2 separate regions of the Mus musculus genome follow, and region 2 is linked to region 1. A link is a loop called in an ENCODE intact Hi-C map of the cell type or tissue named here. Cell type or tissue: left cerebral cortex. All regions are shown on one strand. Each heading gives the region's core, and the rest is flanking DNA. Links, peaks and the distances in the headings are about the cores only.

Region 1 (2,884 bases), core at 118-2,617:
ATCATTGTTTCTCCATCAGTACAAACCATACTTGGGGGATATAGGACATGTACCTTACAGCTTGGTGTCGTTTACACAGTATGCTTGATCCTCCTCTAGGCTCTTTAGTTTCAGAATCCAACTTTAAAGAAAGACTCAGCCGGGCATGGTGGCACACGCCTTTAATCCCAGCACTTGGGAGGCAGAGGCAGGCGGATTTCTGAGTTTGAGGCCAGCCTGGTCTACAAAGTAAGGTCCAAGATAGCCAGGGCTATAAAGAGAAACCCTGTCTCAAAAAACAAAACAAAACTACAACAACAAAAAACAAAAAACAAAAACAAAAAACAAAACCACTCTGAAATCCAGAACCAAGATCTACTTGGCCAAAAGTTTAGGGAAAAAAATCCCAGTCTATGAACCTATGAACATGGTTTGCCTCACGATAAAAATAACTGAGTTTGAATGGCCTGTGAATATTATGAAGCCAAGGAAAGAGAAGATGAGAGAAATGGGCAGAATGTAGATGAGAGAGTGCTTACTGGCTTTCCAGATGGAAGGTGCTGGGTGAGTCACAAAAATCCCAAGAATCAGACCTCTGAAGGCAGGGAAACATAGATGCATATAGGCCAGATCCATTCTCAAAGGGTCTCCATAGGCCAGAGATGTCAAAGGTGTATGGATGCAATAGTAATCTATGCTCTGTGATGGTGTGCCAATCCTCTGAACACTTCACGCACTAATAAACATGTGATGGAGAAAAGACATTATCACCGCTGGGAATGGTGGCCCACGCCTTCAATCCCAGCACTTGGGAGGCAGAGGCAGGGGAATTTATGAGTCCAAGGCCAGCCTGGTCTACAAAGTGAATTCCAGGACAGCCAGGGCTATACAGAGAAACCCTGTCTCAAAAAAACAAAAAAAACCCAAAGAAACAAACAAACAAAAAAAAACCAAACAAACAAACAAAGAACAACAAAACAACAACAAAAAGACAGTATCCTCATTGCAGCTTCCACAATCACAGGTCACTTTCAAACACTGGAACCCATAGAAGAAGGACTGTTTTGTTGAGCAGAGATGAAAGTGAAGCAGAGGCCAGCTCCCTGTGGTGCCAACTGCTCTGTGTCAAGTCGCAGTTTTGCTAACATCACTGACATGAGGGTGGGCAGAGCAGACTGCTCTTCTGAGGCCTCCTTTGCTGCACTGCCATCTAAACCATACAGAGGCGGTTCTACTCGAAGCGGTAAGGGATTGGATAAGGAATGTTGCCGTGAGGATCATGCATCTGGTGGAACACTTCTGCCAGGGCTGGTTCCTGGCCCGCTTCCCCCAGCAAACTCAAAGGAATCACTAAGTTTATGTCCCCCTAGAAGTGCCTTTCCCTTGCTAGTGTCATATGGCTCAGCTTTCCTTTTCCGATTTCGCAGGTCATTCTGCTTTTTCTCAGGAGTCTCTACTTCTTTATCACTCAAGGACCCCACGCTGCACAAACTCTGGTTGGAAGACACACTGTTGAGTGGTCCCTTACTTACACCAACTCCAGTGAACCTGGCCTCTAGTAATTCCTGCCTTCGTGGGTCCAGGCTATGCAGTTCTTCCATCTTTTCTGCCGCCGCTGCCGCTTCACTCTCCTCTCGGGAGGGGCCCCGACCCGACCCGGCTGCTGACCGCTCCGCTCTCCCCCTGTGCAGGCCCGGGGCGGAGCCGGGGCCTCTCCTGAGCGCCGCAAACCCGGCCCTGGCAGTCGCCGCCCCGCCGGGCTCCACAACAAGGCGGGCTGGGGAGAGGGGTCACGGAGGCCACAGATTCCCCGAGCTCGCGTATGTAGCCAGGAGGCTGATGCGTGCTCGGGCACCGGCGGCTGCCAGGGGGCGCGGGGCCGGCCTCCTGGAGCCGGACAAAGGCCAAGGGAGGCGCAGAAGGGTCTGGGTCGGGCCGAGAAGTGGGGGCCCGCTCGACTGGGGGCCACTCGGGTGCGGCGCGGAGGGCGGGGTGCGGGGTCGAAACCGTTAGTGCCCAGGACCCGCCTCCGGCCCCTTAATCCAGATCCACTCCTCAAGTGAGCTTTCTAGTAAGCTACCTGAGTTGGCTAAGTGGGTCCCCTTAGTAAGCTACTCCTTAATATTTCTGTTTCTCGGGGGGAGGGTATGGGGGACTTTTGAGATAGCATTGGAAATGAAAATGGGGAAAATATCTAATAAAAAATATTAAAAAATATTTCTGTTTCTCTAAGTCTGTCAGATGACCCCGGGGCAATAAGCTGAATACCAGTGCTCCAACATGTTGAAGTAAGGGACTGTCCAAGTGATCCGTGATCTCTGTAAATTGGCTAAGTTTTGGAAGCTGTGTTAGGCTTTCTTTATATTTTCAGTTAATATCAGTCATTCTTGGATTTCTGATGGGGTTGAAAAACTGCGTAGTCTCCTAGCCAACCCAGGTTTTTTTCTTTGAGAGGAACAGTTCTGAGAGGATGGTTTTAAGATGGCATTCAATATAAAGCCAAGATATATGCAGATGTAGAATTATAAGTCTTTTAAGTAAAGATACATGACAGAGGTTCTGTTTAATTAACAAAGATGATGGACTGGGTGTTAGGTCTCTAGTACTTTATAAATTACAAAATAATAATAGTTATGTTCAATTATATCTGAGATAAAATAGTCTTTTAATTGGACAGAAAGGAGGAAATGTTATGAATAGCCCCAGAGCTAATTATATTTGATGTTAATTCCATTCTCCTGTGATTTGTGAACAAGGAATGAGTCTGACTCAGGTGATTTCTTGTAAACCAGCTCCCCACCTAAATTTGTAAAATAAAGGAGAGCTGATAACTGGGCAGATAAAGGGAAGGTGGATCAGAAGGTGGCAGGAGACTGTCCCTTGATACTAGCTGGGGGCAGATGAG
Region 2 (2,884 bases), core at 187-2,686, 420 kb before region 1:
ATTCAATCTGATCCAGTATTGTGAGCCTCCCACCATTATCCCACACCCTTAAAATCCATTTCCTAGCATGTTCCTTTGCCTTTTGGCGATTTGAGTGAGCAAGTGAATTGAGTTCATGATTAGTATGGCGGTGTTTCTGACTTGTAAGGTCAGACAGAGACTTGGGTCTGGTGACAGGTTCAGAAGTAACTAAGGATGTTGAAGACTGGATCTGAGGGGCATCTGCTTTGTCCTGCTGGGTGCGTTCTTTAGACAAGGCATAACCACTTTCCTCAGACAAGGATGGAGAGGCCAAGACAGTGGGCAACTCAGCTTCCTCAGACCCTTCAGAATCTATGTCCTCCCACACATCTCCATCCCAGGTTACCGGATCCCATTCTTTACCAATCAGTGCCCTCACCTTATCTGCAGACACTTTCCGGGCAGGCTGACACATGACCTGGGATTGCACATCAGCTAACCTCACAATGAGGGCTTCAGTCTGTTTTTCCCCAACTTCAATCCTGTGGCGGTAGGAAAGAAGAGTCTCCCCCAGGACACACTTAGAAGCCTTTAGATCATTTATGTGCATTCGGAGCTGGGAAATTTCATCTCTGAATTGGTCCCTTTCCTTTGTTACTTTATCCAGAAATGCCAGAAGCAGCTCGCCAACTGCGTCATAGTCCCTAATCTTGCAGAAATGTTCAAAAGTATGGTACACAGAGTCATTAAGTTCCTTACCGCTCGAAAAGGATGAATCGGGGAGATCGGCCACATTTATCTTCTGCAGCAGCTCACGCCATGGGTTAACAGTGTCATTATCCGGAGAGTCATTATCCGGAGAGTCCTCGGCAAGTTCAGGTTTGAAGAGCCAGCTCGAGAAACCAGCAAGCGCACGTGGGAAATTCATCTTCAGACTTTTGTTTCCCTAGAACTCGGCTACTGCGTCCTACAAGCCTCGGATCCAAATTCCAGTTCGTCCCTGGCAAAAGCACTCTGGGGAGTTGCTAGTGTGGGGTCCGCGTGAAAAGGTCAAAGTTGCCGGAGTCTCTAGCCCCACCTATCCACTGCCATTAGAGACTTTACATCCGGAAATTGCGTAACCGAGTACTACTGACCAACCAGAGCCTGTCCTCAATTTGAATTGGTAGAATTAGCATTAACAGTTAACCAATCAGCAATGAGGTCCCATTAGCCCCTCCTTTCCATATTGAAACTGCCGCTTCCGGATGCGAAGAAACAAATATAAGGCGTCCTGGCACTGTCAATTGGCCGAGCAGGACAGCGGCGGAGGCCCCGCCCCAGCCTTAGCCAATTAGGACAACCACTGGAGGTTCCGCCCCTGCTGGAGGCGGATTCCCCGGCTGCTGGGAATCTGGGCTTTCGGGCGGAGAGCGTTGGCGTCCTTTTATCCATGGCAGCCGCTGATCTCGGGACCACAGAGGCGTGCCTTCGTCCCGCTAGACCGGTAGAGAAGGGGCAAGCGCCTAGGCCCCGGTGTGCACCCTGCCTGAGTGCGCGTGAGTGAGATGCTGGGGTCTTCTCTGCTCGCCCCCTGCAGCCTGCTCCGAAACCCAAGTCTCCAGGGGCCTGTAGGGTGGCAGGGCTGGGAAGGATAGGGGGGTCTGATTCGGCTGGAGGAGTCTGGGCTGGGGTTGTAAGAGAAGTGGGAAGTGCTTCTTTATATTGCAGACATCTCTTCCAGAAGCAAAAGAAAGTGTCTGGAGAGACGGCTCAGTGCTCTTAACCACTGAGTTCAATTCCCAGCAACCACATGGTGGCTCACAACCATCAGTAATGGAATCCTACGCCTTCTTCTGGTGTGTCCGAACAAATAAATAAATCTTTGAGAAAGAGAGAGAGAGAGAGAGAGAGAGAGAGAGAGAGCCCCTGAGTATAATTTTTGAGGACCAAAGCTGGCCGGAGAAGGGGTGGGGGTGGGGTTTGTGTCCCAGTCAGGGCCATGCTTTCCTCCGTGCAGACCCTTCATAGGGAGTCATGTGTCAACAAAGGTTTATTTGCCCCAGAGCACAGCCAACAGAACAGAGAAACGATTCCACCCAAGTGTGGCTGGGTGAACCAAGGAGTGTACGTATTGGGGTCATGACCCAAAGGCAGCTACATCACTGACAGTCCCACCGAGCACGGGTTCTGATCCACCCCCGCGCAGCTTTCAGGCAGCTCCATCTGAGAATGCTCTCCCCTGGACATAGTTTAAATCAACCTTGTGGAGGGAGCTCTAGGAATTTGCAGCCTTCTGAAGAGATTCTCTCCTCCCACCATCAGGGAGAAGTTTGAAAGTCAGGGGAAGTAGCCACTGCACAACAAGCAGGAACCTACATTTTGGTTCAAACCCTGCTTTTGACATTTAGTAGCTGTGTGACCTTGGGATATACATGCAAATTAAAGAAAGGAAGAAAGAAAGAAAGAAAAGCAAAGAAATGAATTGACCAGGAGAAGACTTGTGGCAGAGAAAAAGGCTTAATGCTTCCAGTTCTGGGTTCAGTGCCAGCTCCAGATAGTATGAGACCCCGACTTAGAGCGTTTCTCCCTGGAAGGTAAAGCCCCTAGACGTTCCCCAAGCTTGTTTTCCCTGATCTCTAAAAATGCAGCCAGAAAAAAGCTCTTTGTTCTCTATAGCCAGCAAAAAGCCTTTTTGTTTCTATACTTTACAACCAGAGATGCCTACCTTCCTGTGCCAATGACACGGAGATAAAAATTCAGAAAGAACTCACTCCCCACTCCTGCCTTGTAAATTTCACCAAGGACACCCGGAAGAGAACTCCTCCCAACTCTTCCTAACTCCTCCCAACTCTCCTCCCAACTCCTCCCAACTCTTCCTAACTCCTCCTAACTCTTCCTAACTCCTCCCAACTCTCCTCCCAACTCCTCCCAACTCTTCCTA

Evidence for each region. A loop is a pair of places that touch in the nucleus more often than their neighbours do. Peaks named below come from ENCODE experiments on the same cell type or tissue, not always from the same donor. Only the 100,000 strongest peaks of a DNase experiment are listed, where the experiment ranks them.
Region 2: it touches region 1 in a loop (11-fold over the local background); 2 of 42 quality-filtered maps call a loop at or near these places.

The regions. Positions count from the first base shown.
Region 1 is chr4:147,442,167-147,445,050 of GRCm38, reverse strand. It overlaps Zfp982 (zinc finger protein 982), which reads right to left and starts at 1,937. Exons shown (of 5, transcript NM_001371348.1): 1 at 1,512-1,937. It also overlaps the pseudogene Gm13161 and the pseudogene Vmn2r-ps19. In left cerebral cortex, for the core only: no CTCF peak of the experiment used is centred there; DNase peaks (open chromatin) are centred at 1,394 and 1,668; H3K4me3 peaks cover 841 bases; H3K27ac peaks cover 246 bases.
Region 2 is chr4:147,866,984-147,869,867 of GRCm38, reverse strand. Miip (migration and invasion inhibitory protein) reads left to right here and starts at 1,149. Exons shown (of 10, transcript NM_001025365.2): 1 at 1,149-1,499. It overlaps Fv1 (Friend virus susceptibility 1), which reads right to left and starts at 889. Exons shown (of 1, transcript NM_010244.3): 1 at 1-889. The coding sequence starts at 889. In left cerebral cortex, for the core only: a CTCF peak has its summit at 1,303; DNase peaks (open chromatin) are centred at 309 and 1,210; H3K4me3 peaks cover 2,008 bases; H3K27ac peaks cover 952 bases.